2 separate regions of the Homo sapiens genome follow, and region 1 is linked to region 2. Evidence: read pairs that join two places in POLR2A ChIA-PET (ENCODE). Cell type or tissue: endothelial cell of umbilical vein. All regions are shown on one strand. Each heading gives the region's core, and the rest is flanking DNA. Links, peaks and the distances in the headings are about the cores only. Region 1 has its middle 70 kb from the start of LINC00330. Region 2 overlaps LINC00407 (long intergenic non-protein coding RNA 407).

Evidence for each region. Peaks named below come from ENCODE experiments on the same cell type or tissue, not always from the same donor. Only the 100,000 strongest peaks of a DNase experiment are listed, where the experiment ranks them.
Region 1: POLR2A ChIA-PET joins it to region 2 with 9 read pairs; 3 of 35 experiments call an interaction of 5 or more read pairs at or near these places.

The regions. Positions count from the first base shown.
Region 1 is chr13:44,738,059-44,740,971 of GRCh38, reverse strand. No RefSeq gene overlaps it. Among named protein-coding and RNA genes, the nearest start is that of LINC00330, 70 kb to the left of the region's middle. In endothelial cell of umbilical vein, for the core only: a CTCF peak has its summit at 1,634; a DNase peak (open chromatin) is centred at 1,291; H3K27ac peaks cover 436 bases.
Region 2 is chr13:44,669,447-44,672,359 of GRCh38, reverse strand. All of the region lies in intron 3 of LINC00407 (long intergenic non-protein coding RNA 407), which reads right to left. Among named protein-coding and RNA genes, the nearest start is that of LINC00407, 31 kb to the right of the region's middle. In endothelial cell of umbilical vein, for the core only: no CTCF peak of the experiment used is centred there; no DNase peak of the experiment used is centred there.

The DNA.
Region 1 (2,913 bases), core at 183-2,682, 69 kb before region 2:
GGAAGAAAGGTAAAATCACCTGTAATTACCGCATTATTCAGAATTAATCACTATGACATACTGATACTTGTTCTTTTAATCTTTTTTGTGCCAATACTTTTAATTTTATTTTTACAAAAAGGAAGGAATAAATATTGTACGTAGTGTTTTGTAATCTGCTGTTTTTCATTGAATAGATATATTGTGAACACTTTCTCATATAATTAAATGTCTTTATTTTATATACTTTTTACCAGGTTCTTAGAGTTAGAGATTAGATTAGAACTGATCTCCGATTCTTGATAAAGGACATTTTTTTCTCATTTTCCCCATTACAAACAGTGCAAAAAATTCTGAAATCTTATTGATGTATACTTTTTAATCATTTTCAAATGTTGTACTATAAAGATGCATTCGTTTATAAATTGTTAAAAACCCTAAGTACACCCTAAATGATAGTTTAGTTTTGGAAAGTAGATTGCAGAAAAAGCAGATGGGTCTTTTTCTTTTTTTTTGAGGCAGAATCTCGCTCTGTCACCCACGCTGGAGTGCAGTGGCTCCATCTCGGCTCACTGCAACCTCTGCCTCCCGGATTCAAGCAATTCTTCTGCCTCAGACTCCTGAGTAGCTGGGACTACAGGAGCGTGCCACCATGCCTGGCTAATTTTTGTTATTTTTAGTAGAGACAGGGTTTCACCATATTGGCCAGGCTGCTCTCAAACTCCTCACCTCATGATCCACCTGCCTCGGCCTCCCAAAGTGCTGGGATTACAGGCGTGAGCCACCACACCCTGCCAGGGACTTTTTCATGTCTAACTTGGTACATTTCTATGTTGTTCAGAAATTTTGACCTGGAGTGGTGGCTCATGCCTACAATCCTAGCACTTTGGGAGGCCAACATGGGAAAACTGCTTGAGACCAGTAGTTTGAGATCAGCCTGGGCAGCAAAGTGAGACCTGTCTCTACAAAAACAAACAAACAAACAGAAAGAAGGAAAATTTTTCCAAGAGTGTATATTAATTTTATAATTAAAAATAAATGCTAAGAAGTGTTTTAAAAATCTAACTGACACAGTTTGGATGTCTGTCTCCACCAAATCATGTTGAAATGTGATCCCTAATGTTGGAGGTGGGGCCTGGTGGGAGGTGTTTGGGTCATGAGGGCGGATTCCTCATGAATGGCTTGGTACTGTCCTCTGGATAGTGAGTTCTTGTGAGATCTGGTTGTTTAAAAGTATATAGCACCTCCTCCTCTCTCTCGCTCACGCTCTCTCCGTGTGACATGCTGGCTGCCCGTCGCCTTCGTCATGATTAAAAGCTTCCTGAAGCCCTCACCAGAAACAGATGCCAGCACCAAGTTTCCTGTACAGGCTGCAGAACTGTGAGCCAAAATAATATCTCTTTTCTTTATAAATTACCCAGTCTCAAGTATTCCTTTTAAGCAACATAAACACAGCCTAATACGCTAATTTATGCCCAGCACCCAGGTCTTCGTTTCTAACACCATTCTCCAATAAAAGGAACCAGGGCTCCTTGGAAAAGTGGCCAACTCTAGGATTGGGGCAGGAAAAATGCAAGATGAGCCTGGAGCGTCTCATGGTGCTAGAAGTAAGGAAGGGCTCAAAGAGCAAAAGTAAGGAAGGGACACCTTCAAAGGGGCACAGGAGATAGCCTGGAAGAGCTCCTGGTGGCCAAAGCTGGAACAATACAAGCAGGAAAATATAGGCACTTCCCTACTTATGATGGTGCCACTTCCGATTTCAACTTTACGATTGATTTATTGGGGGTATTAAATGCATTTTTGACTTAAGATTTTCAATTTACAATGGGTTTGTTGGGACATAACCCTATTGTAATTTGAGGATCATCTGTAAATAGTATTGGATTACAAACCCAAAGTATAAAATAAATATCCAGGGGTCCATCTTAATATAAATAAGCTATTGAAGAAATAAATACATGGGGCAGGGGGAGGAGGGGAAAGAGACAACTCTTCTGTGCAGAAGAATTCCAAATAATTTCCATAGATATTCCCCCTCCAGGGGGCAAAGCTCAGCCCCCCTCCCACACTTGCCACCATACACACATTTTGAGTGTGGGAGCTTGGCTTAGGGACTTGCAAGCACTACCTGGATCAAGGTCAGCATCCACAGTGATGAATCATGTTAACAGTAGTTACCCTTGATATAAGGTGATGAAAATGGCACTTCGCCTCTGTGGTCTTTCTTCTTCCCCAAAACACTGTCATCCAGCCAAGTCATGAGAAAACACCAGACAAATCCCAGTGGAGGGACTTTCAACAAAATGCCTGTCCAGCACTCCTCAAAACTGTCAAGCTCATCAAAAACAAGGAAAATATGAGAAACTGTCACAGCCCTAAGGAGAGACTAGGAGAGAGGACCACCAAATGCAAGGTGGGATCCTGAATTAGATCCTGAACAGAAAAGGGCGTTAGTGGAAGAACTGGTGAAATCTGAGTAAAGGCACTCAGCTGTGGCTGCCTTGCCTTGGCTGGAGTTTAGCTAGCAGTACTTTACCACCATTGGCTTCTTACTTTTGAGAAATGTACTATAGTAATGCAATATGTTAACCTCAGGGAAAACTAGCTGATGGATGGGTAGGAACCCTTGTACTATTATTTGCAACTTTTCTGTAAATATAAAACTGTTTTAAAATAAAAAGTTTATTTTAAAAAAGGAAAAATACTTCCATCAGTAAAAATGCCATCAGCAAGTATCTTTGTATATTAAAAATAAATTAAATGTAGTTTTAGCCTTTTAAATTATATTTAATCATGTTATTATAAACACTACAAATTAGAATAATTTATTTAGGCCCACACAGTCCAAAGTCTAAATTTTTAATATTGTATCTTTCTCCTTCTTCAATAGGGCTGCCCACAGCTGTGCCTGAGAAATCTTGGCTTTACCTATAA
Region 2 (2,913 bases), core at 251-2,750:
TGTCTGTCTCTCCTAAAAATACAAAAATTACCCAGGTGTGGTGGCGGGCACCTGTAATGCCAGCTACTCAGGAGGTTGAGGCAGGAGAATTGCTTGAACCCAGGAGGCGGAGGTTGCAGTGAGCCAACATGGCACCACTGCACTCCAGCCTGGATGATAGATTGTGACCCTGTCTCAAAAAAAAAAAAAAGAAAAGAAAAAGAAAACGGAAACAGATTTTGTTTCTCTGTGTCTCAGAACAAGAATTTTTTATTTATTTATTTTTATTTTATTTTTTGTTTTTTGAGATGGAGCCTAGCTCTGTCGCCAGGCTGGAGTGCAGTGGCGTGATCTCAGCTCACTGCAACCTCTGCTTTACAGGTTCAAGCGATTCTCCTGCCTCAGCCTCTCGAGTAGCTGGGATTACAGGCAAGCACCACCATGCCTGGCTATTTTTTTGTATTTTAGTAGAGATGGGGTTTCACCATGTTGGCCAGGATGGTCTTGATCTCCTGACCTTGTGATCTGCCTGCCTCAGCCTCGCAAAGTCCTGGGATTACAGGTGTGAGCCACCGCACCCAGCCCAGAACAAGAATTTAAAGGCAGAAGGTTTTGTTTTCCTCCTTACCACTTCCATTTCCAATCTCATTTACTCAGTGCTGCGCTGTGCAGAAGCGGGCCGCAGGAGCAGCAGGGCTGGGGCTAGAGGATGTGAGTTCAAGTCCAGGTGGTGCCTCAGTGACCTTAACTGCTCCGAATCTGTTTCATCATCCTTAACACCGAAAAAGTAATTCAGATGCAACTGATTTGCATAATACTTTAGTATTTACAACATATTTCCCCACACGTTATCTCTCTTTTACATGCTCTACCTCCCTGCGTTCCTCCTAAGTCATTGTGAAAAGCAGGGAGATACTGGAATTAATCTACCTGATCCTCTTTGACCCAGTGGCTGCATTCCCACCTTGCTGGGTACTGGATGTGGTGTTCTCTTACCACTGAATTTGCTTTTGCATTCCTTGATGCTCTGGTTTGCATTTTAAATTATTTTCTCATCACCAACCCTACAGAAATAATATAGCCTCTTTCAATTAAAAAAAAAAAAGAGGCTGTTTGGTCTAAACTTTTTCAACTTCCTTCCCAACCTTTGTCAAAATGAATGCTCTTTTTACCATCCTGACCCCCTTTCTGTCTCAGAGGAAGCTTCACCCTTCATTCTTTCCAGAGCTAATCCCCCTCCCTGGGATCTTGATCCTTGATTTATGACTCTTCTCCCCTCTTTCCTCTCTCTTCTCACTGGCATGTCTCTGACTTATATACATGCTTAACGATATGATTTGGCTGTGTTCTCACCCAAATCTCATCTTGAATTGTAGCTCACATAATTCCCACATGTCATGGGAGGGACCTGGCAGGAGGTAATTGAATCATGGGGCAGGCCATTCCCATGCTGTTCTTGTGACAGTGATTAAGTTTCACAAGGCCTGATGGTTTTATAAAGGGGAGCTTCCCTACATACGCTCTTTCTTGCCTGCTGCCATGTAAGATGTGACTTTGCTCCTCCTTGCCTTCCACCATGATTGTGAGGTCTCCCTGGCCAGGTGGAACTGTGAGTCTATTAAACCTCTTTCCTTTTTAAATTACCCAGTTTGGGTATGTCTTTATTAGCAGCACGAGAACAGACTAATACACTTAATTCCTATATTCCCTAAATAAAACACACGACCTTTTCATGGCCACACCCAACTTGCTCCCCTGCCCATCATTGCTCTTGGTCAGACCTGGGGCCCCAAGTTGCTGGGAGACAGCTGCTGCCCTTGCCTCAACATTTCTCAATTTGTTAAAGTCCTGGAGGCCGGGCTCTTGCTCCTTGGTTCTGACCAGTCCCCTTCTTCACATCACAATCTCCCTCAGAACTCCAACCCTTTCCTGCTCCTGGGCTGGTGGCTGGGAGCTCAGGAGCCCTGTGCTTGTTTGTCTCAGGCTTGACTTTCTTCCTAGACCAGATGAACCTGCTACCTGAGGACAGACGTCTCTGACCCAAGGCAGAATGTTACAGAGGAAAGAATCAGGGCTTTGAGGTTCCACAAATGTGGGTTCAAATTCTGCCCTCTCAGTTGGATTTGGGCAGTTCCTTGGCTCTCTGAGCCTCACTTTCCTCATTTTTAAATTATACCTTGCAAAGATGTTCTGAAGCTCAAACAAGATAATGAAGGTGAAGCATCCCCCCCACCAAAAAAAAGCCTCTAAGAAATGGCAGCTCTTGTTAGAGCTAAGTTCTCTGGACTACAGAAAACTGACTCCCGCACTCCCCACCAGCATAGCCTCTATCCCACCTCTCCACCAGTCAACTGTTTCCAGAGCTGAAGCTGCACCGTGGCGTGAACATCTCCCCCCGGCAATATGGCTGGTGTGTGTGACCATGCTTAAGTCAGCAATCTCTTCACTTTGTACCTCTCCATTTCACGCACCTCGACTCAATCAGCTGGGTCTATTTGCACAGTTTCTGTTTTGTCTAAGTAAGTGGACCACCCCACCCTCAGCTTCACGACACATAATGTCTCAAATCTTGGCCATAGATCATGACTTGTTCCTTAGAACCTAACTTGCTCTCTCAAAGGCCAGAGTTCATTCTCTGAATTGCTCAGCCTGGTTTGTACCTCTCTGTATCATGTCAGTCTGCAGACTGGCTTTTAAAATCTCTCCCATTGCTGTGACTGATTTCGGTCTAACTCCCTTCTTGCTCTGCCTGTCCTCATGCCCACTCCCTCTGTCTTTTTATACTTTCTTGCATGAGCAATTTCATGCACTTCAACAAACTCCAGCCATGTCTATATGCTGGTAACTTCCAAATCACTGGTCTAGGCCCTTCCTAACTCCATGCTCATGTTTCTAGTGGTCTGTCACACGTGTCCAGAGAGCCTTCAAACCGTA